3 separate regions of the Mus musculus genome follow, and all the other regions are linked to region 1. The links are chromatin loops, found by intact Hi-C in ENCODE. Cell type or tissue: gastrocnemius. All regions are shown on one strand. Links, peaks and the distances in the headings refer to the core of each region. The heading gives the core; the rest is flanking DNA.

What was found. Hi-C counts contacts between places; a loop is a spot of excess contacts. Peaks named below come from ENCODE experiments on the same cell type or tissue, not always from the same donor. Only the 100,000 strongest peaks of a DNase experiment are listed, where the experiment ranks them.
Region 2: a loop joins it to region 1, with 13 times the contacts of the local background. A loop is called at or near these places in 33 of 42 quality-filtered maps.
Region 3: a loop joins it to region 1, with 9 times the contacts of the local background. A loop is called at or near these places in 39 of 42 quality-filtered maps.

Annotation. Positions count from the first base shown.
Region 1 is chr12:4,075,094-4,086,159 of GRCm38, reverse strand. Dnajc27 (DnaJ heat shock protein family (Hsp40) member C27) reads right to left here and starts at 3,586. Exons shown (of 7, transcript NM_153082.4): 1 at 3,287-3,586; 2 at 124-206. The coding sequence starts at 3,373. In gastrocnemius, for the core only: a CTCF peak has its summit at 5,652 (motif pointing right); DNase peaks (open chromatin) are centred at 4,294, 5,649 and 7,872; H3K4me3 peaks cover 708 bases; H3K27ac peaks cover 818 bases.
Region 2 is chr12:3,981,290-3,986,289 of GRCm38, reverse strand. Efr3b (EFR3 homolog B) reads left to right here. Exons shown (of 23, transcript NM_001082483.1): 5 at 739-860; 6 at 1,607-1,756; 7 at 2,772-2,906; 8 at 3,357-3,435; 9 at 4,185-4,320; 10 at 4,475-4,636. Among named protein-coding and RNA genes, the nearest start is that of Pomc, 29 kb to the right of the region's middle. In gastrocnemius, for the core only: a CTCF peak has its summit at 2,362 (motif pointing left); DNase peaks (open chromatin) are centred at 2,361, 3,829, 4,439 and 4,700; H3K4me3 peaks cover 1,067 bases; H3K27ac peaks cover 934 bases.
Region 3 is chr12:3,921,865-3,932,930 of GRCm38, reverse strand. It overlaps the pseudogene Gm9088. Among named protein-coding and RNA genes, the nearest start is that of Pomc, 28 kb to the left of the region's middle. In gastrocnemius, for the core only: CTCF peaks have their summits at 3,885 and 6,633 (motif pointing left); DNase peaks (open chromatin) are centred at 3,856 and 6,618.

The DNA of each region.
Region 1 (11,066 bases), core at 3,579-8,578:
GTCTTTTCCAATTTATCTTCAGAGCTTCTATCAGTGCAACCCATGCACACACAGATGCAGGCTCTCTTAGGACACAGCCTGAGCATCTATGAAATACTCAGGCCAGAGGAACAATATACTTACTTTGTGACTCCATAGTCAATCCCGATGGTTGCCAGGTATTTAGACACAAATCTCTTCTCACAGTAGCGCTTTATAATACAGCTCTAGAAAGTCAAAAGTGCATGCGTTTAGTAATACACACTGGAAAACATTGGAAACAAGCACACTTCTTCACTAGGGCTTCCTCAGTCACTCCAGTGAAGATGGAAACGTTTTCAAATGCAACAACTGGCTGACATGGCAGTGGATGCCCGGAGAAACAGCAGTTTCAAGAGATCGAGGCCAGCCTCAACCACATGAGTCCCTGACTCAAAACTAAAACAAAAGACACGAAGAAAACAAAAACTATATAATGTACCTGAAACAAGTATAAAAAGTGAGGCATTTATTTCTTTGTTTTAAGAGGGTTCCTGGCTGGCCTGGAACTAGCTATGTAGATCAGGCTGGCCTTAAACATGTTTCTGCCTCCCTAGTACTAGGATTAAAGGCACATGCCACCAACCAGGCCACAAGTCATGATTTTAAAGAAAAAAATTTTACTCTTACCTTCATACTAAATATGGATGTGTTTTCAGTTGTATTACCCATTGCTGTGATCTCGTCTTCTGCACCTCTTTCCCAGCCTCACACATTCAACACCATTAAAGTATCCACATCCAGCCTTGACTCCAGCCTTGACTCCCTCCGAGACCCACGTCTTAGCATCTCCTGATGGCCTTGCCTATGTCTAGCTGTTAATCGAGCCATGATCCCTCCAGTGAAAAGGATCAAAATATTAAAAGTCATATTTGATTCAGGGCCTAAGTCCTCAAGTCTACATGATAATTATCTTTACTGCCAATTCTAAAAACAAAAACCCATATAAATAAAATATATTACATTTCCATAATAGAATACATTTCTACAATATGAAGAACATACTGGCTGGGTGGTGATGGCGCACGCCTTTACTCCCAGCACTTGGGAGGCAGAGGCAGGCAGATTTCTAAATTTTTTTTTTTTAAAGATTTATTTATTTATTATATGTAAGTACACTGTAGCTATCTTCAGACACTCCAGAAGAGGGCATCAGATTTCGTTATGGATGGTTGTGAGCCACCATGTGGTTGCTGGGATTTGAACTCGGGACCTTCAGAAGAGCAGTCGGCGCTCTTAACCACTGAGCCATCTCGCCAGCCCCAGATTTCTAAATTTGAGGCCAGCCTGGTCTATAGAGTGAGTTCCAGGACAGCTAGGGCTATACAGAGAAATCCTGTCTTGGGAAAACAAAAAACAAAAAACAAAAAAACCCCAAAGAACATACTGATATATGCCACATATATAAAGATGCACCTTATACAAATTATACTAAGTAAAAGAAGGCTGTAGTAAAAGATCACGTAGATCAATAGATATGGCTCTATTCACATGAAATATCCAAAATAGGCATGGATTCATGGAGGCAGGAAGTGGGCTAATGGTTAGGGGAAGCAGGGAGAGCCTGTTAATTGCTGGGGTTTTTTTCCCCTCCAGGAGACGATGAGAATATTCTACAATTGATCATGATAATGGTTTCATAACTCTGTGAATGAAATGAAAATCAGTGAGCTATATTTTTGAAATAAGTGAATTCTATGTGAATTATAGCACATGAAGGCTTTTATTTTAAATATTTTTATTTCATTTTAACTGTGTGTATGTGTGTATGTCTGTAGATACATGCACGTGAATGCAGGTGTCAGTATAATGCAGAAGAGGGTATCAAATCCCCTAGAGCAAGATACAGGCAGCTGTGGGCCACCCATTTGACACAGTTGTTGGGACTGAATGCAAGAGTAGCAAGTGCTTCTAATTGCTGAGCTGTCTCTCAGCCCTCATTAAGCCTCATTTAATTCAAGAATTTTTATGGTTTTCAATCTTCGGGGACGAAAAAAGTTATTTCTAATATTTTCCCCTCCAATTTGATTGTGATTGTGTGTGTGTGTGTGTGTGTGTGTGTGTGTGTATGGGGTATCATTCCCCAGTGGTTATCCACGTTCCTTTTGGAGACAAGGTCTCCGTGGGACCTGAGGCTTGCTGATCAGGCTCCTTGGTCGGGGGTCCGGGGACCCAGCAGTCTGTGCTTGCCTACCACTGGGATTAGCAGTTTTCTGCAGGACTCCTGGGAACAGAACTGCTATTCACACTCACACTGCACCAACTCACAATATTCCCAACTCTCCTGCCTTTGTAAAACAGAGCTGGAAAATAGTCAATAGTCAATAAATGTTAATCTTCAGCAACTGTTTTGTTAACACATACATGAAGGTCCATATGTAGAACGGGAGCACGCTAAATTGTATAACAGCAATAAACACTTCCTGAGCATCTTCTAGCACAGAGCACTGGCTTACATAGTAGTATGCAAACGCTCCCATTAGAGGTCTTCTGCGTTTGGTTTAGTGAAGACTCCACTTCGGATGCCTTCCCTGTCTGTCGACCTTGGGAATTCTTAACCAACAGTTTCCCAACGTTAAGGGAAGAAAACGAGTAACTGGCATCTAAATTCATTTAGGAAAGGCCTCCCTTCCCAGATGAGAGGAAGTTTAGTAGCTAATAAGCAGCAAATGATACAGAAATGATACACTCAGAAAGATGGTATTTTTTTAAAAAAAAAGACTCCTCCGAGAAAAATGGACGTGACAATACAAAAAATTAAAAACACAAGATCTAGGGCTGTCAGTGCATGTCCCCTGAAACACACTAGGTTGTTGTGCTCTGGTGGTGGGAACATAGACTCCAGGCTGTTCAGGGCTACATTTTTTAGAATCTAACACCTCCCTGGCATCTCTTTAAACAGCAAGGCTGGCAACCACTCTCCCCAACCCGCAGGACCTCGTCCCCTCTCAGGGGAAAAACAGATTTGGTATGTAAACTGATCATTCGACATCGGAATCTAATTACTACCTTCAAATTACAATCAAAGATCAGAGGCCACCCTGACACCTTTTAGGGACAGTGACGTCAGTAAAGAGCCAGCAGCCCAAAGGTCAAAAAGGTCAAGATAGTTTTCCTCTGGAGGCCGCAAGCCCCAGTGAGCTCAGGATGCTAAACTAAGCAGAGAGGAGGCGGAGCTTCAAGCTTTTGAGTGGCGGCTCTCCTAGCCAATGGGAATGTCGCTCTCACAGCACGCGGAGGTCCTGCCCTCGCAGCACGCGGTACTCACTTTCCCCACTTCGGCGTTGCCCATGGAGATGACTTTGATGCGGAGGGACTTGGCGGGCTCCTTCCTCTTCGGCACGTTGGTCTCCATCGCCCTCGCTCTGCCGGGGCCGCGGGTTGTGGTGTCCTTACGCACCCAGCCAGCCTGGAGTCCCTCAGGCCTCCTCGCCCAATGACGGAGCCGCTGTGCTCGTCACCACCCTGGCTCCGCGGCTCGCCATCCCCACCGCTGCCTGGCCGCGGACGGACGAGGGCGGTTGGGAAGCGGCGAGCCGCGGAGGGCGAGCGGAGTCTCGCGATGACTGCGCGCCGTGACGTCATTGCGGGGCCCGGGAGGACTGGGTCTTGGGGTCCTGTTGGGCCAGTGCGGCCCGGTTGCAGGCGATTGGGGTTTCTTTGCCTGGCATCAAGATTGGTCTGTACATGGTGGCAGAAATAGAGCGGCTGTCACGGGGAGTTTTTGACATTTAGTGTAAGGCCCAGTCATGCCAAAGGCTTTTTTTTTCCTGGAATCTTCACCGATGGGTGCCTCTGCTGCCATCCTCCTCTCCGTCAGTACAGTGACTGCAGACTACAGTTTCTGCAGAGGACTGAGCCCAGGATCACAGTGGATTCTGCGGATGTCCCAGTCACCTAAAGATGGTATCCGAGCAAACGCACGCTTTAATTCTGGCACTCAGGAGGCAGAGGCAGGCGGATCTCTATGAGTTCAAGGCCAGGTGGAGCTATATTGTGCAATCCTGTTTCAAAATAAATATATAAAAACCTTTATGTATAAATTGTACATGTGTAGAAAGCTTTATGTAACTTATGCACATCCTCAGCCTACTTGTGTCATCTCACATTATCTGCCCCACTGTCTTAGGGTTACTGTTGCTGTGAAGAAACACCATAACCAAGGCAACTTGGGGAGAAAAGGGTTTAACTTGGCTTACACATCAAAAAAAATTTGGACAGGAGAGATAGGAAAGGAAGCTGGGGGCAGGAGCTGATGCAGAGGCTGTGGAGGAGTGCTGCCTAGTGGCTTGCTCCTCATGGCTCCGTTCAGCCTGCTTTCTTACAGAAGTGAGTTTCTTGGCTTCTACCCAAAACCCAAGAAAGCCAGCATAACTACTCAATACAAAGTAAATGCTATTACAATGTAAATATCATTCTTATGTAAATAGTTGTTAGTCTATATTGTTGTCCTTTAGGGAATAATCACACACAAAAAAGTATCTGTTTAGTACATAATCACCCCTCCCCTGATTATTCTTAATGGACGGTTGCTTCAATCTGCAGACAGCCTGCAAAGGCTTCATCGAAGAAGGTAGCATCAGATGAGAATTGGGAGTCTGACCCTGGTTCTGGAAAAGGACCTTGAACAAGACTCTTTCCTGGTTGAAAACCAGAGTTGCCTTTTGGAGCAGAGGCAGTGTGTGTGTGTGTGTGTGTGTGTGTGTTAATTTTCCCTCTCTGGCATCAGTCTAATGGCCCCCATCCTCAGGAGGAAGACTGGCTGGATAGTTCTTAAGGTTTGTCCAGCTCTGTGATGGTGTGGGATTCTCACAGCTGCCAACATCCAGGCTTAACCCAGAATCTTGTTCCCTTTCCCCTTACCTGACAAGATAAGGTAGATAAGGTAGAATCATAAATTTTACGATAACTTCTTATGGAAAGCAACTGTTAGAATGAAAGTCAGTCTGACAGACACACTATTCTTTTAGTCAATAATTTCAGTTACAGATGTAAACAGAGATTGACAAAGATGGCTGACAATTTCTCAGTAATCCCAAGGTGAAGGTTTCTGCTCCCACAGGGCTTTAAACATCTTAAACCAAGTCTGGGAAGACACAGTGGATGACAGTAGTTACTTTAAGTCAGTTTCAAGCATGCTTAATTTAAAATATTAAATGCTTTTTTTGAAGAAAAAAAAGATAGAACCTTTTCCAATAATTGGCATAACAATGTAATATGTGGCCCTGGGAAATACTGTAGGAGATGTAAACTGCTGTGTTTCGGCACCATCTGATCTGTTATTTCTCAGCTACTAGTGAAATGAGCCAATTCAAACCAGATTGGAATATATTAAAGGCAGGGTCACTGGGAAGCTGCTCTCAGGCAGGTGACTTCACTGGCCCCAAGAAAGGAGGCCAGGGAAGTCGCCATGGGGAGAGAGAGGGGAGGGGTAAGAGAAAGAGAGAAAGGGTACCCATGCAGGGAGAGAAGGAGAGGAGGAGGAAGAAGAAGAGGAGGAAGAGGATGGGGGCAGGAGAGCACCAGCACAAAACATCTGGATTATATAGGGAAGAGCCTCTAGGTTATAAATTTTCAAGGCAAACAGTGAATCATGACTACAAAAATACGCCTTGGTGCTGTTTGCAATTCTAACAGCAGATGGCGCCACATCCCTGTCTATGCCATATTGAAGTTGCAGTTTAGGTATCTGTGAATTTAAAAATGGACTAGGAACTCAATCTGATAGAGTTTGCTTGAGAGGCACACTTGCTTGTATTTGAGTGGCTACTAAATTATTAAGGTATAGGTATTTAATGAGTTTGCACCTAGGTATTTCTTTGAGCCAGTATACTCTGTGTGTGTGTTTGTGTGTGTGTGTGTGTGTGTGTGTGTGTGTGTGTGTGTGTGTGAAAGAGAGAGAGAGAGAGAGAGAGAGAGAGAGAGAGAGAGAGAGATTAGATTAAAGGAACCACCAGTAACAAATAAAACTAAGAAAGGTTGACTTAAAACATAGTTCATACTCAAATTTCATGTGTGTGTGCATGTCTACATGTGTGCACACCCCGGGGGTAGGGGTGGAATTTACTATGGAGGTTGTGTTCACTATTTGTACATATATGCACACACATTTTCTCAGTCATTTGAAATTAATTTATGAACTTTTTAAACCCATAAATACTTCAGTATGTATTTCTAAGAAATACATACAGCCATCCATCTTACCTTTGAGACAGGATCTTTTACTGAACTGGCTCACTGGCTGGTCAAAGAATTCTGGGGACTCCAGACCCTGTGTGCTGGACAGAGCCCTATCCTGAGCGGCACCCCAGGCCTCCTCTACTCTTCCCTGTTTCCACCACTTTTGAGCATTTTCTTGCTCTTTGGTATAACAAACCTTTCCCAACTCCTTGTGTTCTTCTCAAGATTCCTTAGGTGGCATCTACACCCACGTCTTAGGTGTGCTTGCTGACACCAGCGTGCCTTTGCGTTTGGCTCCTCCAGTTGACTGAGATCACACACACACACACACACACACACACACACACACACACATCTGAATCCATATTTTAAAACAAGCCATGCATGCATTTCAGTATAACAGAAAGCATCCTGGTGGTTCCCCTCTCCTCACAACTATGTTCTTCTTACAGGGAGATCCTGGCTTCCCCAGAGTATTTGGTCATTTGCAATATATAGAAAGTTTTTCCAGAATTGCTAACTCGTCATTTCAAAAATGGAAATTCTTTGCGCTAGAATTCAGTTTTCAGAATTTATTGACAACTCTTCTTGTCCTAAACTGACAGATACCATTATCATATAGGTTCTCAGGGTAGTTGAGTTAGTTTTTTACTGTCTCCTTCAATGTGACTTAAGATTTTCTTTGGAATAGAGTTGGGTAGGGCTTGGAGAGAGGGCTCAGTAGTTAAAAGCACTAGCTGCCCTGCCAGAGGACCTGGGTTCAGTTCCCACACAGCAGCTCACAGCTGTCTGTAACCTCAACACTCTGCCACAGAACTATATCCTAAGATTCATTTTCCTAAGTAACATAGCACTAAATTATATGACTTCATGCTCTTTTTTTCCTGGTTTAAATATTTTTACACTTAGTTCATGAAAGCCATTTGAAATTTTGTTTCACTTCCTGCATTTTGGAATCATGTCTGTGACAAAATTCGTATATTTGCAAAAATAATAGAATGAGCATTCCATGTACCCATTTCCCAGCCTCAGCAGTACAAACTTGCAGCCATTTTTGTTGCATCCTCTCCCTCCTAGGTTATTTTGAGACAATTGTTCACAGCCATACATAGTTCATTATATATGTTTAAAATGCAGAGCTCGTAAGCACAAGCACAATATCATTGGTATATTACAGAAGACAGAACTAGAAGATGGTTTCTAAGGATATACACACCTCCTCCGCTTTACTCATCAACACCGGCTTAGGTGCTACTTTACGGGACCTTTTCAAATTATTGAGATAAGTTCTTAATATAGATCCAGAGATCTCTATACATAGAATCACATAGTAGCTATCCTGCTGTGACTAGTCTATTCCCCTCGGAGTCATATCTTGAAAGTCCTCCTTTCACAGCAGGACTGCTAGTCTTTGAGAGGTAGAGAGACTATATGATTTCTGTCTTGTGGATCTGGAAGGTCTTGTGACTGTATTCTGACATTATAGCACCTCTTAAACTTGGTCATGAAAGGCAATGAAATATCTGTTAAGCTTCTTGTAACTACCACCCTTGGAATTCAGCTACCAGACAAGAAGTCTTTGAAGATTATGGAGAGGACCAAGCAGGCAGGAGCCGAGACTCCCACACCCATCACCTACAGCTGAGCTCACATATGACAAGCAGCCTTACTTGCCAGCCCTGGGATTGAGCCATCTTAGAAGTGCCAGGCAATGAAAGTCTGATGCCAATAAGTAGTGAGATATAGCAGGCAGGCAGGCATGACAAGTGACAGTAATATTGACAGAAAATTGCCATTAACCCTCCAAGGAACTGGAGCCCAGGACAAGGACCTGGGAAACATCCTGGGTTGCCAGAGCCAAGTGAGAGACCCTGCCTCAGTATATAAGAGAGAGTGAGGAACACACTTGAGGTCAATCTGCACATGCATGTGCACACATGGACTTACACATATGTGAATATGCATACACACACACAAAAAAGAAAAGACTGGAGGCCATTTTTCCAGCATTGGCAGAAGGGGTAAACTGTGTTATATACAGATTGGGTCTCTCTCACTGGAAATGAGTTTGGGTTTTTCATTAAATATATATTTAAAATTATGAATATGTGTACATGTTTGCATGCATGTCAATACAAGGTACCCTAGAAAACCACAGGCATTGGGTAACCCCGGAGATGGGGTTACAGGTAGTGTGAGCCACCTGATGTGGTTGCAGGAACTCAAACCTGGGTCTCCTGCAAGAGCAGCATATGCGTTTAACTACTGAGCCAGCTCTACAGACCCAGGTTTTTTGTTTTGTCTTGGTTTATTTGTGGATATATAACCCCCAAAAACTTATAAAAAACAACTGTTTAATTATAGCAACACTAATAGCAATAATAGCACCCCTAAACCTATTTTTCTATACCCGTTTAATTTACTCCACTTCACTAACAATATTTCCAACCAACAACAACTCAAAAACTAACTCACCAAACAAAAATTAGATCTAACCTAATATTTTCCACCCTAGCCATTATAAGCACAATAACTTTACCACTCTCCCCTCAATTAATTATCTAGAAGTTTAGGATATACTAGTCCAAGAGCCTTCAAAGCCCAGGAGCATGAGGGGGACTAAATCAAACACAAATACGAAAAATTATAGCCTACTCATATATGTATGTATGTGTATATATACATACCATTATATAGACAATATATACAATAATAGAATATTATTATATAAATATATGCCATTTCTTGTGGGTAGAGTCCAAACCTAAGCATGAAATTCATTTACATTTCATATATACTTTGTACACACAACCTAAAGGTATGTGTGTAGCATACGTATATTTGCTCATGTGTGTGCAAATTTGTGTGTGTGCAAATCTCTGTGTGTGCCCATGCATGTGAAGGCCAGAAGTGCACACTGTCTTCTTTAATTGCTCCCCACCTTATTTTTCGGGACCGAGTCTCTCTCTGAATATGGAACTTGTAGACTCAGCTAGGCTGACTGGCCAGCCTCCTCCAGGAATATGCCTGCTCCACCCTCCGTGGCTAGACTTGCAGGCTCTCACTGTGAGCACAGCTTTGACAGTTGCTGGGACCAGAGAACTGACTCAGTGGTTAAGAGGACCCAGGTCCGGTTCCCAGCCCAGCATCCACACAGTGACTCTATAACTGTAACTCTGGTTCTAAGAGATGCAACACCTCTGCTGACCTACATGGGCACCAGGCATGTACAGGTGTGCACATGGTGCCTACACTTGCAAGCAAACAACCATCCACATAAAATAAATAAATCTAAAAAGAAAAAAAATTTAACTTGTACTTCTGCTGCTAACACATGACCAAGTGAATCATCTCTTGGTCCCCAAAGATAATTTTATCTACTACTCTAAATAATAATCCTACACCACAGAGTGAGCTCATAGTAAGATAATTTTATCTACTACTCTAAATAATAATCCTACACCCCAGAGTGAGTCCATAGTAAGAAGCTTTCCTATCATTGCTCAACAGGTTTTGGATTTCAGAGAATTTTAGATTTGAGATATTTGGAGTAGAGATGCTCAACCTATATATTTACAATGCAATTGCTCTTTTTGTTTTCAGTTCCTTGTTTGTTTGTTTGTTTGTTTGTTTGTTTTAGAGAGGGTCTCACTCTATAGAGGATAGCCTGGAACTTGTTATATAACAAGTTATATACTTGTTATATAGGCTAGCCTTGAACTCTCATCAACTTTCCTGTCTCTGCCTTCTGAGTTCTGAGATTACAGATGTGACCACTACTCAGGCTTGCAATTCTATACTGTTGCTACAAATTACTACCTCTACCGCTATGAGTCTCATAAGTATGATGTTGAACGAAAGAAAAAGGTAAACACAAATGAATCTGTTTAAGACAGACTAAACTCACCCACGTGTGAGGAATATGGGTATGGCTTTCTGGAAAGTGGGTGACAAGAGTTTGTGATTGCTTGCCATGTTCAATTTTTGTTGTCAGTATGGCTGCCTGCCTACCTGCGTTCCCCCACCCTCGCCCTGCCCCCACTTTCTCTCTTTTATTTTGACAGCATTTCATGGTGTAGTTGAAGCTAGTCTTAAACTTCTTTTGATCCTCCTGCCTCAGTGTCCCCATGCTACAATTACAGACACCTACCACCAAGGCTGACATGGTTACGTGGCTGTATTCACTTTGTGAGAACACAGTGGTTTGACACTTCAGTGTATTACGCTCCAACTCAAAACCATTTACAGAAACAATCTCTACCTAATTTTCAGAAGGATTTGAAAGACGACTGAGCCTGGTGTTTGTCCCTGCTCAGAGCTTCTCACGCTGCTCTTGTAACAGATCTTGGTGTCCATGGAAACCAGACAGAGACAGTATGGAGATAAGAAAGGCTCAGAGCCTGGGAAGTACAGCGTATGTACGTACAAAAGTCAGACTCCCAACAGGACTTCCCTCCCTGGGTTCTGATCCCACTCAGCCTCAGCCAGATCCCTGTCAGCAGGACTCCTCACTCGAGGTTCACTTCTGCTGTCGGTATTTATATCCCTAGACCATTTCAGCCGTGTTACTACTGCCTTCCATTTCACCCTGCCAGACAACATCCTGATAGAAATCGGATATTAAAGAGGTCTTCTCTACATGCCAGATTCTTCACACCTCACTAACTGGATGTGCTATGTTGGAACCTCAACTCTAAAAGAGAAGCTAAAGGCCTTAAAAGAGCCATAGTGGGGTTCAGGGGCCACGTGTTAAACACACCCTCTTCCCTCAGGAGAGCTCTTCAAAGCTTATTAACTCCTATTTTAAATATACTTATAGCACTTATTAATTCCTATTTTAAACATACTTATAGCACCTTATTATTCAA
Region 2 (5,000 bases), core at 1-5,000, 96 kb after region 1:
CTCCACCTCCTAAGTGCTGGGATTACAGCCCTGGGCTGCCACACTCGGTTTATCCAGCTCTGGAGGTGGAGCCCAGGGCTTATGCATGCTAAGTAAGCACTCTCGCCTCTGAGCTATATCTCCAGTTTATCAGTTTAATCTCCTTGTAGAATTGTTTGGGGATGCTAGCATTTATATCATCAGACGAAATAAATTGTGTTAGTTTTTAGCAGTCCATTTTGTAGGTGATGCTTGCTTGTCTGGGAGACTTGATTGAAATCAATTCCCTCTTTAAAGCTGAAAACGCACAGCTCAGTACAGTCTGCAGCTGAGAATGCTGCTAAAGATGAGGCCTAAAACCAGGCATGGAGACAAACACCTGTAATCCTAGCAACTGGGAGGTAAGGGGAGGAGGACCAAGTTCATTGTCAACATCTGCCCCATGAAACCCTGTCTCGAAGAGAAAGAGATGGACAGGGAGGGAGACTACCAAAATGCCGAACTTTAAACACTCAAAACTCCAACTGTAAGGTGTGATTCCAGTTTTGAAGCCAAATGTTCAGATTTGCTTTCCTGTTTCACAGCTCAGTCAAGGGGGTACTCTGTGCTTTGACCCAGGTCCCCTTCAAGTCCCAGCAAGTTCCGGCTGCTCCCTAGAGACATGGACCTGTGGCTTTTTTGAATCAAGTGCTTGGGACACTCAGAACCAAGGGGCAGCACGACGGCCTCTCACGCACATTCTCTCCCTCTGCCCGACAGTTTGTGAAGTTCGCCAACATTGAAGAGGACACCCCCTCCTATCATCGAAGCTATGACTTCTTTGTGTCCCGATTCAGTGAAATGTGCCACTCAAGCCACGATGACCTGGAAATCAAGACTAAGTGAGTACCAGGAGTCCAGGGGCCTGTGGCGCTCCCAGGAGACTCACCAAGGGGCGCTGAAGGGCTTCAGCACTGGATGGTCAATCTGTAGACTCTTCTTCCGGTCTGCTGCTGCCAGAGTGGGTGGCTGTCAATCAGAAGGGGCTCCCAGCAGATGATTCTGAAAGAAAAACTGGGGTGGGGTGGGGCAGAAAACAGGGCAAAGAATAATATACTCCTGATTGAACTTGAAGCCAGAAACAAAACCCGCAAGTGTGCGTGAACACGCAAACCCGCCACACACTCCTTGGTTTAAAACGTGCATTTGGACACCTCAGAACCTGCTCCCAATATCTACACCCATCAACACAGCCCATGTCCTCACAGTGGCTCTCCCTCACTCCATTCTCTGGGTCCTCCTACTCACTCTGCCTCCAAGGACACAGAGGACAGTCCTGCCCCCAGAACTTTCATGCAGTCCATGGATCTCATAGCTCGCCTCTGCCGTGGCTTTGCTCTCTGCTCCCGTCCATGATGCCTGCCTGGCTGTCCTCTCTTATGTCTCTGGTCCCCGTCTGTCTCCGCCCACTAGGTACACAAGGGCAAGAATCTTGTTTATTAATGTATCCCAACCAACTGGGAACCCACAAGGAGGAGCAGGCGCCGAGCCTCTGAGAGCACTCAAGCCTCTAGACCTTGACCTGGGCTCCTCTCCTGGCTGTAGAGATGCTCAGGGTGCAGGCATGCCTCCGCCTTTTTCCTTACAGGATCCGCATGTCAGGCATCAAAGGCCTGCAAGGGGTAGTGAGGAAGACAGTGAATGACGAGCTGCAGGCCAACATCTGGGACCCACAGCACATGGACAAGATCGTCCCGTCGCTGCTTTTCAATCTGCAGCACGTGGAAGAGGCAGAGAGGTGAGTGGGAGTGGGGTTCAGCTGTCAGAGCATTGCCTCACACCCAGGCTCCTGGAACACACCTAGCTTGGACAGGAAGGTAAAGGCAGCTACAAGGCCAGGAATCTTGGCTTTGTGGCTTGTTTCCCGATGAGTGGATCCTTTGGTCTGTCTTCTGCCAGCCTCTGAGCCCCTTCAGATGAGACAGCAAGAGTGGTATGGCTCAGGGCTGCCTGAGTATACAGGTAAGCTGGTCAGGACACAAGGGGACGAGAGACAGATTGTGCCAGCTAAGGAGGCTTGAAATGCCTGTTGTGGTTCTAAATGCTAAAGACTTTCCCTTGGGACTTCCCCAGCTCACTTCATGATGCCAGTTCAGACCTTAAAACATGACTGACCAGCCACAGCTACTCAAGAATTGCAGACACTGGATTTTAATCTTAGATCCTCAAAAAGATCAGACTCATCCAGTCCCCTGACCCTTACTTTCCCAGGTAGAATGGGATAGGGAGAAAGGTTCCTGTTGCTGTCCTACCTTGCTTTTGGACTTAGATGCTCAGTAAAATTGCACTTAGTTGGGTCTGGGCAGTTAAACTAGCAGAGGAAAGTAAGTGTGCCCCCTGGTGGCTATTTCTGATATAACAGCTCACCGATCTGCTTTGCTCTTAGAAGAGTTCTGTTTAGAGGTTCACTCAGATTTGCATACCATTAAGTCACCCCCTAGCCAATCACCATATGCCTCTTTCCTCTTTTCAGTTCTCACCCACCTCTTCCTGAACCTTTAGATATGTCTAGACCCTCCCAGAGACAATCCAGTCCACCCTGAAGTGTTTCTCCACAAACAACTCTGTTGTCTCCTCCAATCTTCTACTGCCAGATCCCGTACCCTGGTTAATCGCTGGCAGTCAAGACTACTCTATGACCTGCTGCAGCTTATTTCCAATTCCTGCTTGTTCTGAGCAGAAACCTAGGGCTATACAGTCCTAGCTCCCAGCTTTGAACCCCATCCTTTATCCACTTGGCTCTGTATTCACAGCCGGTCTCCCTCGCCCCTCCAAGCACCAGAGAAGGAAAAGGAGAACCCAGCAGAACTGGCTGAGAGGTGCCTGAGGGAGCTCCTGGGCCGGGCGGCCTTCGGCAATATCAAGAACGCCATCAAGCCCGTTCTTATGTGAGTTGAGTGTTGCTCTCCACCCAGGAAATGCTCTACTCCCTGGTGATGGTTTCAAGGCTTTTCTTGCAGGCTGTCCCAGCCGCCCTCCCCCATCTCCCCAGGTGAAAATAGAGGTGATGGCCTTGCAGACTTGCTACGGCCAAGTCAATCCTTTGCTGGTTCATACAGCTAGACTACCACGCAGTGGTCACCTGTGGTTTGTGCTGATTAAGAGGAGGGTAGCAAAAACTGAACAAAGGTGCTTTTTGTGTCAAGCTATAGAGCCTGTACTGTAAGCCCTTCCTTGATAGGAAACTGCCAGGGGATCTCTGGAAGTGTCGCTGTCCCTCCAAGTTCATCTCTACTCCCTCCCTCCCTCCCTCCCTCCCTCCCTCCCTCCCTCCCTCCCTCCCTCCCTCCCTCTGAGTTTCCTAGTCACCCTCCTTCCCCCATGTTTTCTCCTCACAGCCACCTGGATAACCACTCTCTTTGGGAACCCAAAGTGTTTGCCACCCGTTGCTTTAAAATCATCATGTACTCAATTCAGGTATGGTTTGTCCCTGTTCAAGCTTGGGCACAAGGGCACTTCCTGGTGCTGGACAATGCACAAAGCAGAAAGCCAGGTGTCCTCTGACTCCCCCCCCCCCCCCCAGAGACCCCCAGCTGCCACAGATCATGCTGTATCATCCGGCTGGGAAGGAATTGCAAGGAGTTCTCTGTTTAATGTTTCCTATATCCTAGGCCAACATTTATTTTATTTTTATGAAATACAATGGAAAATAATTCCTAGAGAAAATTAAATCTCAAAGAAGACAAGCCACCTGCATTCCCTGAGCGCCCCCGTTACTGCGGGTGTACTTTCCTTCTGGCCCACATCTTAGCAGCAGTGTTATCAGACAGATCTTGAATTGGCACTGGGCTGGCTCCCAGCCACACTTTGAGCTGCACTGAGATGAACCACGTGGCCTCTCATGGGCCTTGCCAGTAAAACCTGGGGACAGGGAGAAATGAAAGACAATATTTTGAAATAGATTGCTGGCCGCCTTTGAAGTAAAGGAATTCAGGGAAAATGTGCAAACACAGATTCCCTGGGATTTGGCTCCGTTTTTGTGGGGGTTGGGGTGGGGTGCTGCAAGAAAGAGAGCGAGGTCTGGGTGCCACCTGCAGTGCCCACTGGCTGTGGGATGTCATTTTGGTTCACCCTGAGCCTCTGGGTTCCAGCAGAGGGCTACCGGGCCGGGGGGCAGGGGGGGGGGTGTTGTTGTTTGGGGACCAGCACGTCTTCCTCCTCCACAGCCGCAGCACTCCCACCTGGTTATCCAGCAGCTCCTGAGCCACCTGGACGCCAACAGCCGCAGCGCGGCGACTGTGCGCGCCGGCATCGTGGAAGTCCTATCGGAAGCTGCAATTATCGCTGCCACGGGCTCTGTCGGTAAGGGGGTCCGGAGCAAAAGGCAAGGGGCGTGGGGTGGGGGGGTGTGTGCAGGCGTTAGATTTAGAGCCGATTGGCTGCGCGGGCCTGGGCTTACGGGAGAGCAGGAGGGATTCCTGTCATGATTTGTGGGTCCCTCCCCCTTGGCGCCCAGGGCCCACGGTACTGGAGATGTTCAACACCCTGCTGCGGCAGCTGCGGCTCAGCATCGACTACGCGCTAACTGGGAGCTACGACGGCGCTGTGAGCCTGGGCTCCAAGATCATCAAGGAGCATGAGGAGTGCATGTTCCAGGAGGCCGTCATCAAAACTATCGGTGGGGAAATGGGTGGGTCTGGGAGGGGCCATTGAGGCTTGAGGGATCGACTCCAGGGGAGGAGTTGTCAACGATCTGGAGGCGGGGCTAAGGAGGCAGAGCCTGTGAAACGGGGCCTAGGACGTGGTAGTGGAGATAGATCTGGGCGAGGCTTGGAAAGGGGCGGAGTCTGGGGAAGGAACTTAGTAAAGGGAAGGACCCAGTGAGGCTTGGAGAAGGGAGGGACCTGATAAGATTTGAAGAGGAATGAGGCTGTGGGGAGAGGTTGCCAGAGACCTAGTTCTCTGGCCTGAGACAGGCAGGGCCTAAGGGTTAAGACTAGGGCTGTACTGAAAGGAGAGACCCTGGCAAAGCTTGGAGAGGG
Region 3 (11,066 bases), core at 3,525-8,524, 150 kb after region 1:
AATGAAACAGGCAATTAGATGCTCTGGGAAGAGCAAAAGCTGTGTGGAAAGAAATATAATCAGTGTGGGAATTTGTCTTCGCTGTGAACAATATTTACATAGTCATAATGATTTAACTAAATGTAAAATGTCAGTTTGGAAGTAAAAGATTACCTATTACCTAATGGGAGAGTCCAGGAAAGTCAGTAGAGGGGTAAAAATGCATAAAATACATTTTTTAAAACTGCACACAGGTGCTGTGATACATGCCTGTAGTCCCAGCACTGGGCAGGCAGAGGCAGGGAAGATGGTACTCAGGTCTAATCTGCACAGCAATTAGTGAGAGCCTATCTCAAAAACAAACTAAACAACAAAAGTTGGGACAATAGCAAGTTATTTAAGGGAACTGAGCTAGGTACCAGGAGAAACCATGAGAAATGATTCTCTCCAAAAAACCCAAAAACCCAACTGAGTTGGGGGGTCAGGGGCAGTAAGGAAGATGGGAGGTGGGGGTGGGTGAACCAGGGGGTGGGGAGTAATAAACTGTTGCTTTTCATTCATTGCTTCTGCTGGTTTAATGCCACTTTGTTGCCAGACCCTATCCCCAGCACCGGAAACTCAGAAGTAAATGTAACAGTCCCAACAAACAACACCAAAATCCACACAATGTTGTAGAGTGGTAAATAATATGTAAAAAGCATATGAGCCGGCCAGCATGGAGACTGAGATCTGCTCAGAGGTTAAAGGTGCTTGCCACTAAACCCAATAATCTAAGTTCAGCCTCTGACCCATGTGATGGAAGGAGAGAGTCAATGCCTGTAAGTTGTCCCCTGTTCTACACACGTGCCATGGTACACGCACACAAACATATTCATACATAAAGAAATGTAAGATTTGACTTCTGGGTCAAAGCCATGGCAGTGGCAAATTCAAGTCCAGTTAATCCAGTGGTCTTCTTTGATGTTAGCATTGGCGGCCAGGAAGTTGGTCGAATGATGATCAAGCTCTTTGCAGACGTGGTGCCTAAGACGGCAGAGAACTTTAGGCAATTCTGCACCCGAGATCAGAAAAGATGGTGTTCCGATAGGATACAAAAGAAGCACCTTCCACAGGGTCATAAAGGATTTCATGATTCAGGGTGGAGATTTTGTTAATGGCGATGGCACTGGAGTCGCCAGTATTTACCAGGGTCCATTTGTGGATGAAAAATTTAAACTTAGACACTCTGCTCCAGGCCTGCTTTCCATGGCAAACAGTGGTTCCAGTACAAATGGCTGCCAGTTCTTTATCACATGTTCTAAGTGTGATTGGCTGGATGGAAAGCATGTAGTGTTTGGAAAAATCATTGACGGACTTGTAGTGATGAGGAAGATCGAGAATGTTCCCACAGGCCCCAACAATAAGCCCAAACTGCCAGTGGTGATCTCACAGTGTGGGAAATGTAATCTAGACAAGACGGAACCAGGTCCTCTGCTGTGTTGATGTGACATTCTCCCTTGAGTCTGACAAGCTGGACTGGCCTCTGTGTTTGCTTCCCTGTCTCCACAGTATGCGATCCAGGACCCGGAAGTATCACAAATGAGAACCAATCATCCTGTTTACATTTTGGACTGTAAATAAAGGAATTTTTAAAAAAGAAAAAAGAAATGTAAGATTTTGAAGAGAGGATGAAAACGAATTTTTGGTTTTTATTCATTTGTTTGTTTTGTTTTTAAGATTTATTCAGTGTGTCTGGATGTTTTGCCTGCTTGAACGTCTGAGTACCACACTGGTGCCCTCAAAAGGTCAGAGGAGGATGTTGGGTCCCCTAGAACTGGAGTCACAGAGAGTTGTGAGCTACCATGTGGGTCCTGGGGACTGAGCCTGTCCTCTCTCCGTGACAGCAGCAAATGTTTAACCCCCGTGTCACCGCGTCACCCGGTCACCGTGTCTGCTCAGCCCTCCATCTTTTTTTGAGACAGATTCTCATTCAGTTCAGGCTGACCTTGAACTCCTTAAGGAACCAAAGTTAGCCTTGAAGCTGCGACCCTCCTGTCTTCATCTCCCAAATGCTAGGATTGCATGCCTGTCCCACCATGACTGTTTACACTGTACTGGATATGAACCCAGGGTTTGGCGCACGCTCGGCACGCACCCTACCAATGGAGCTACACCCCCACCCACCCCATTCTTTTTTGTATCTGAATAAAACTTCACTGCATGGCCTATCTTATTCATGTATCTGAGCTGTTCCTCACTTAGCTGTCATGAGCAGTACTGCTCTGAGCATTAGTGCTGAGTTTCCTGTGTGAATGTTAATTGCTTCTCTTGGGTTTAAGCCCAGCACTGACGCAGCTCACATGCCAACGCCAGGCCCGGCACTGACGCAGCTCACGTGCCAACGCCAGGTCCCGCACTGACGCAGCTCACGTGCCAACGCCAGGTCCCGCACTGACGCAGCTCACGTGCCAACGCCAGGTCCCGCACTGACGCAGCTCACGTGCCAACGCCAGGTCCCGCACTGACGCAGCTCACGTGCCAACGCCAGGTCCCGCACTGACGCAGCTCACGTGCCAACGCCAGGTCCCGCACTGACGCAGCTCACGTGCCAACGCCAGGTCCCGCACTGACGCAGCTCACGTGCCAACGCCAGGCCGGGCACTGACGCAGCTCACGTGCCAACGCCAGGCCGGGCACTGACGCAGCTCACGTGCCAACGCCGGGCTTTACTTTTCCCTCTGAAGAGTTTTAAACATTTTAAAATTTACTCTTAATTATGTGTGCCAGACAGAATGTGCCTGAGAGTCATTGCCCTCAGAGACCAGAAGTCACATGTCCAGGAGCAGGAATTGTAGGCAGTTGAGAGCCACCTGATCTGGAGCTGAGAACTGAACTCAGGTCCTCTGCACCCACAATGCTCACTCCTAACTGCTGAGCCCTCTCATCAGCTCCCTTATCTCCTTCTCCTCTTTTGTGGAGACACCATCTTACTATGTAGCCCTGGCTAACCTAAAAGTTACTATGTAAACTAGGCTGGCCTCAAAAATCACAGAAATCCATCCCGCCCCTGCCCCTGCCCCTGCCCCTGCCCCTGCCCCTGCCCCTGCCCCTGCCCCTGCCCCTGCCCCTGCCTTCTAAAAGTTAGGGCTAAAGATGTGTGCAGCCATCACCACACTAGATGCTGTTCTTGTTGTCCTTGCTCCTCTTCCTCCTCTTCCTCTTCCTCTTCTTCAAGATTTTTCTATAGGTAGCCAGGCAATGGTGGCTCACACCTTCAATTCCAGCACTCAGGAAGCAAGGGCAAGCACATCTCTGAGTTTGGGGCCAGCCTGGTTTACAGAGCAAGTTCCAGGACAGCCAGGACTACATGGCCAGAGAAACCCTATATAGAAAAATAGATTTCCTTAAAACATATTGCTTAGTGTTAGAGAGATGACTCAGTGGTTAAGGCACAGGACCTGGGTTCAGTTCCCAGCACCCATGTCAGGTGGCTAAAAACCATCTGTAACTCCAGTTCCAGGTCCAACAGCCTCTGGGCCCCTCGGGTGGCCCACGCCTGCCCGTGGTGTATATAAACTCCTTCAGGCACACACATAAATAAGCCTACTGTTCTGCATTGTGATCCCTGCATATGAATCTGCAGGAATCATGCACTGCTGTAGGCTGCATCCTACAACGGGAAGCACTGAGCCACAGGACATGGACACTTAGGATATCAACAGGCACCACATGCAAGCACCAGCACTCAGCCAGCACGGACTTCTGATCTGAGTGGTGAGTGAAAGGACCAAGGCGCCTGCCAAGTACCGAGAAACCAGAGCTGCCTCAGAGGCTCAGGGAAGCAAGGTAGGGTCTGGGGTTGAGTATGTGGCAGAGCTGGACTGCTGACTGGCATAGCACTAGCAGACCTCTGCTGCCACCCAGGGGATGCCACCACTGGCACAATTGAAATAGAGTTGGTGTAAGAGGCTGGAGAAGCACAACAGCCACAGTTGTGTGCATCAGTAGAGCAAGCCTTCATTTTAGAATCCATGGAGTTGCTGCCAAGTGACCTCAGATGAGTGGCATCACTGCTGATCTGGAATTCATCATCCTGTGGGCATTTCTGGCTTTGAACTCCATGGTTCCTGACAAACAACAGAACTCTCTGTGAATTCAGATGGCTTTTCCTGTTCAAGTTTTTGCTTCTAGTGGAGGGTTCTCCCTCATGCCCTAGAAGCGGCTAGGAGGTTCTGATTTCTACTGGTTTGAACCAAACAGCTCAGTCCAATCCAGCAAGCACTTCCTAAGATTCCTGGGTCAAAGCCTTTTTCACGTGAATAGTTACAGCAGCTTCCTGATCAGGCTCCCGACCTTTGTGATCCATACAGTAACTCACGGAGCAAAAGAACCAAGAGGCAAAGAGACTGCTGGAGTCCTGTAGCCCTGCAGGTTCTTTATTGCCAGCCCCACAGATACATAGCTCATGTGTGTGCTCTGCCACCACAGGCCTTCGCAGGCCTAGCTTCCCCCCCAAGCAGTGTCACTGTTGTTTGTTGTAAGGAGCTTTGAATTTCCTTAGGGTTCTGGGAATCTAGCCCAGGCTCTAGGTACATGTTAGCCAAGCACTTTATTGTTGTGGCCAGGACTCCAGCCTTCGCTTTAGTCTTGTCTGGTTAATTTCCTGGAGGTGTCTAGTCAGAGTTAATCTTACCAGATTTCCCTGACTTTTGTATAAAATAGCACTTGCAGGGGCTGGAGACATCTTCAGAGACATGCTTGTAACCATACTTTTTGGCTACTTTATTGGGTTCTTGTTTTGTTTTGTTTTGTTTTGGAGACAGGGTTTCTCTGTGTAGCCCTGGCTGTCCTGGAACTTACTCTGTAGACCAGGCTGGCCTCAAACTCAGAAATCTTCCTGTCTCTGCCTCCCAAGTGCTGGGATTAAAGGCGTGCACCACTTCACCAATCCCTTCTAGCCCACCAACATTAGGTAGGCAAAAAAGGTTAGAAGGGGAAGGAGGCATAGACCTCTTTATACTACTTCCTGCTGGTTAGGGGCATTGAGTTTCTAGAGGCAAATCCAACTGGTGTCATCAGGATAACTCCAACCAGCAATACAGCCGAGAGCTAAAGCAGCAAACACAACAGGAAGAAGCAGCGAAGGGAGGGACAGCTGCCATCACGTCCAGAGCTCTGGCATCTTTATACCTTCTCAAGAGTGCCCAGAATAAGCCAGGCATGGTGTCGCACGCCTTTAATCTCAGCACTCGGGGGGGGTGGGGGTGGGGGTGGGGGGCAGAGGCAGGCAGATTTCTGAGTTCGAGGCCAGCCTGGTCTACAAAGTGAGTTCCAGGACAGCCAGGGCTATACAGAGAAACCCTGTCTCGGAAAAAAAAAAAAAAAAAAAAGAGTGCCCAGAATTTCAAAAGCAAACTATCTTCAGCTGGCAGAATCATGCACCTGCCAGAGCATGAGACAAATCATAGTCAGCTGCTGCGGAGGATCTGAAGCAGCCCCATATCCCACACCTGGGATTAAAACAGAAACATATTCACATAACATAACTTTTTAAAATATTTATTTATTTTATGCATATGAGTATTTATTTTATGCATATGAGTACACCACCGTTGCTTTCTTCAGACACACCAGAAGAGGGCATCAGAACCATTACAGATGGTTGTGAGCCACCATGTGGTTGCTGGGAATTGAACTCAGGACCTCTGGAAGAGCAGCTGGTGCTCTTAACTGCTGAGCCATCTCTCTATCCCCATAACTGGGTTTTTAAGAAAGCCAAATTCTCACTACAAGTGCTTGCAAGTGTGCATTTAGACCCCCAGCACCCATGGAAAAGCTGTATGTGGCAGATAGAAGGTGCCCATATTCCCTCGCTCTGGTGAGACAGAGACAAGCTGATTCCTGGAGATCACTGGTCAGTCTAGCCAAATGGGTAGATTCCAGTTTCAATCAATCCCAGCCCTTCCCTCTCACTCCCCTTGCCTCCTCTATTGTCTTCATAGTATTTATCACAGCTCTCCCGAGATCTGTTTATCCTTCATCCATCCATGGACAACACACACACACAGCACCATGAGCTTCAGGGCAGGAAGGACTGTTGCTCAAGGTTGGTTCAGATTGGGCCTTTGAGGCCTCCTGGGGAGATGATGAACTTGTCTGCAGACAGAGTCTAGAGGCTCTCAAGCCTTGAGTTTGTTAAGAAGAGGCAGGGCAGCCGGGCAGTGGTGGCACATGCCTTTAATCCCAACACTTGGGAGGCAGAGGCAGGTGGATTTTTGAGTTCGAGTCCAGCCTGGTCTACAAAGTGAGTTCCAGGACAGCCAGGGCTACACAGAGAAACCCTGTCCCCCCCCCCCCCCCAAAAAAAAAAAAAAAGAAGAAGAAGAGGCAGGGCTTTCCCACTCAAGGTCTCCTGTAAAGCCTTAAACAGGGCTTTCAGAGATTGGTGAGTTCAGAGAAGGTGTGTGATGGGCTGTGCTCATCACACAAGAAGCAGAAAGACAGCTTGGGACTTGGGACCTCAATCTGGGAGTTGTGATTGAGTGAGGGGAAACAGGCCCACTCCATGAAGATCTCCATGCAGGTGGTTCCTCAGAACTTCAAAGCTCTGTTTGGAACTTGGTCAGGTGGGTTACAATATCCCCACAATAGAACAACTCTGCCCTCTGGTGGCCACCTTAGGGGCCGAGCCACCTCAGGACTATTTAGCCAAAAAGGAGAAAACTCTCTACTTGACCTAGCTTCCATATAGACATTTTAGAAGGTATAACATATGGGACTTTGAAAAAAAAAGTCAACTAGATGTCTGAATGCACAACTTTAATCCCAACACTAGTGAAGCTGGGGCAGGACAACCAGGAGTTCAAGATAGCTTGCCTAGGATACATAGTGAGTTCAAGGACAGCCTGGGCTACATGAGATCCTGTCCCTAAAGAAATAAGGGGAAGGGAATAATAATTACAGAAATCACATTATCTGAGCATGATGTGCACAATCCTCGGAACTCGGGAGGTAGAGGCAGGTCTGCAGCAGGCTAGATGCCAGCCTAATCTATACATGAGCTCCAGGTCATACAAGGCTACATAGCAAGACCCTGTCTCCAAACAAGAGCAGGACATTGTACAGCATGCCTTGAATCCCAGAACCTGGGAGGAAGAAGTAGGTGAATCTCTGTGAGTCTGAGGACAGCCTGGTCTACACAGCGAGTTCCAGAAGCTACATAATAGAGAGACCCTGTCTCAAAAATACCAACATACAAACAAACACCACAGGGCCTGGGGAAGTGGTTCAGTGGTTAGAGTGCTCCGTTCCTAACCTGTGGTTCCGGAACCTGTGTTCCGTTCCAAGCACACATATGGGTGAGTACCTATAACTCCATCTCCTAGGAATTTAACACCCTCTTGTGACCTTCTGAACACACACACACACACAAATTAAAAACAACACAAATCAAATCATCTTTTGAAGGTTTGAGGGCAAGCACTCACAGGCACGAATGTGCCACTGTGCTTGTGTGGTTAGAGAACATGAATTTCCACAGTTTCAAGTCTCTACCTCCCATCTCATTATAAGAGCTGGATGATAGACTCTGTGGGATAACAGCACACGAGGCTCAGGGACAGGGATCAAACTTAGATCATCAGACTCATATGCTGATATGGAGATCCTCTGAGCCATCACACTGGTACTTTGATAGGTGGAAGGCATCTCTCTCTTTTTCTTTCTCCTTCTCCTCCTCCTCCTCCTCCTCCTCCTCCTCCTCCTCCTCCTCCTCCTCCTCCTTCTTCTTCTTCTCTCTCTCTCTCTCTCTCTCTCTCTCTCTCTCTCTCTCTCTCTCTCTCTCTCTCTCTTTCTCTTTCTCTCTTTTTCTTTTTCTGACAGGGTTTCTCCATGTAACAGCCCTGGCTGTCCTGGAACTTACTCTGTAGACCAGGCTGGCCTTGAACACACAAGAGACACACCTGCCCCTGACTCCAGAGTACTGGGATTAAAGGTGTGCACCACCACACATCACAGCCGGCTCTCTTTACATCTGCCCACCACAGCAGGCCCTGTTCAGATCATTTTTATACCCCTGATCCTCCTGGAGTTTTCTCTGTGTTTCATTCCCAGTCAAGTATTTACAGAGCACCCACCGCATTGCCGGTGCTGGCTAGTGATAGAGGAGATAAAACTCCGAATGCAGCTTCTTTCTCTTCTGCGTGTAATCATCTTGTGCTTTTCTGCCCTGAAATCTTCACTCCGTGTCACAACCTCTATTGTCACACACTTGGCAGGAAATCATTGCTAATGGCCACAGGCAGCCTCCGAGCGACTGCCCTCAGCCATTTGTCTAGTAAACAGCCCGGATAAGTGGATGCTGCTTCAGATCAGAAGAAGGCAGAAGGAGGGATGTTTGGTCTCCGCAGGAGAGAGCTCAAGATGGTCATTACTGCCTCCAGGCCCTCTGCCCCATGCTAGAGAGTTCCAGCAACAGAGTCCGTCAAAGCACCCGATACCCAGAATCCTTTCAACCACACCCACCTGCAGCGGCTGTGCTAGAACAGTGATAGACAGGAAGGTACCAGGAGCCTGACTTAACCCAGGGACCACTTCCCTGTTAGAAGCTTGTGGTGAGAATTTCCCAGGCCTGGGATGTGGGGCTGCTTCAGGTCATCCACAGCAGCTGACTATGATTTGCCTTGTGCTCTAGCAAGGGCGTGGATTTGCCAGCTGCAGATAGTTACTATGATTGTGTGGCCTTTGGAATTCTGAGGACTTTTCAGAATAAATAATAAATGCTAGAGCCCCCCGTGGTGGGGGCTATTGGTTGCTGTTAAGAACTCACATGCAAAGAAGAAATAAGAAGAAATTAGATGTCCTGACATCTGAGAGATCAAACTCACAGGAAGTAGTCTAATGATAATGTTTCCTCCTTTCCCCTCAGTTCTGTTGTCTCTTCTATCTAGTGTTCAGAGGTCAAAAGGAAGAAAAGGAGTGAAGGGTGGAAGGAAAAACCCACAAAGAGAGCCAACGTCTAGTTATTCAAGTTGGTAAGGCAATCCTAGAAATTCAGGAGGCAGAAGCAGGAAGATCAAGAGTTCAAGGCTAGCTTCAATATAGCAACCACAGCCAACTTAGGCTACACGATACCCTGCTTAAAGCATTTTTCAGAATGATCCCTTGTAATAAACAGTTAGAAAGCACACTGGATGAGAAGAATGCATTCATACTGCCAACACAAGAAGGGCTGTTTAGAAATGTGTTAATGAGAATCCTATAAGTCCTCTCTAGATGAAAGATGTGAACTTGAAAGATATAAAGGCTTGAATAAATACAAAGATACATGTTGGGGGATGTTTTCTGTGCACCATGTATTCCAGTGCTGATTTCTGTACCTGAGATCTGGTTGCAGTCCAGACTTGGGTGTTGCCATTATTGTGAAGAATTTCCTGACTCCGTTTTTTAAAACACGTTCTCCATCATCTTCTGATTGGTCAATATAGAGCTGGTCAGCCTATATCTAGCTGGGCAGGAGAAGAAAAGGCAGGATTTCTGAGCCCAGAGAGCCAGGGAGAGGGTTTCAGCTGGGCTCTGAGGAGTTCCCACTGGGACCCGGGGTCCACGGTGGCAGGTAATGGCCACGTGACTGGGAAGTAGGCCATTGCTGCATAGTCCGCTTAAAAGAGATCGGTAACCGCCCAGCTATCGTGCAAGGAACTTATTAACAAATATAAAGGTCTCCGTGGCTTTATTAGGGAACAAGGGAGGGCATAGGAAAAAACCCATACTTTTGTAAATACATTTTGTTTTGGCCAAAAGAAGCATTCTGTGACCAGGGCAGTAGGGAAGTGTGTAATCCCAGTATTCTGGAGGTAGGTGAAGAATTGGGAGTTCATGGCCACCCTTGGCTACAGAGAGAATTTGTAAACTACACATGATTCTATCTTAAATAATGGGCACGGTAGCTGGGCAGTGGAGGTGCACAGCTTTAATCCCAGCACTTGGGAGGCAGAGGCAGGCGGATTTCTGAGTTGGAGGCCAGCCTGGTCTACAGAGCGAGTTCCAGGACAGCCAGTGCTACACAGAGAAACCCTGCCTCAAAATAAATAAATAAACAAATAAATAAAAATTTAGGACACGATGTTTTACACAAAGAAACTCTGTCTTGGAAACCCAAATAAAATTTTTGTTTGTTTGGTTGGTTTTTGGGTTTTCAAGACAGGGTTTCTCTGTGTAACTCTGGCTGTCCTGGAACTCACTCTGTAGACCAGGCTGGCCTGGAACTCAGAGATCTCCCTGCCTCTGCATCCCGAGTGCTGGGATTAAAGGTGTGTGCCACCATGCCCGGCTAAATAAATAAATTTAATTAATTAAATAAAAGGTGGCATGTGTATTTTTCTCCCAGAATCTGGAAGATGGAGGCAGGCAGATCTCTTTGGGTGTGTTGGAGTCCAGCATGTTCTACGTAGTGAGATCCCAGTTAAAGAGGAGGAGTGGGGAGTGATATGTGTGAGGAAATGTTTCCCTGGGATAACCTATACATTTGCCAGAAATGTATTATCACAGACAAAACCTTCTGTCTTGTCTTCCCCTTCCCCATGCAGGACTCTTTCTCTGCAGAGCACATGATGATTCGATTATGTTGTATGAGTTTTATGTTGCTCTCCCATGAGGCTAAGAAAACAACACTGGAAGTCATCTGGAAGATAAGTGAAAAGTGGTGATAAACCTCTTACCAGGTGGTAGAAGTAAAGTGTGAACCTGTGGCAAATGAGGCGACTTGGCCCGAGCTCAAAAATAGGCAGGAAAATCAATAAGACACACCGGTTTGGAAACAGATCCACTATGTGTGGATGTTCACACTCTCAAAGTGGCCCTAAATCATTGGGGAAATGGTCTATTCAGTAAGCAGTGCTGGAGACAGGTGACCCTGCAGAGAGCAATTAAATATGGACGAAAACCTCTTTTCCTTTACGTTAGACTTAATAGTGGGCAGGTTCAAAATGGAACCCTCAAAATGGGAGCACAGAGTGTGTAGAGAAGAAGTGGGGTATGCATGTATTAATCTGAGTCTTTAAAATGTAAAGCTCCCCCATTGAAAACAACACAGCTAGGCAGTGGGAAAT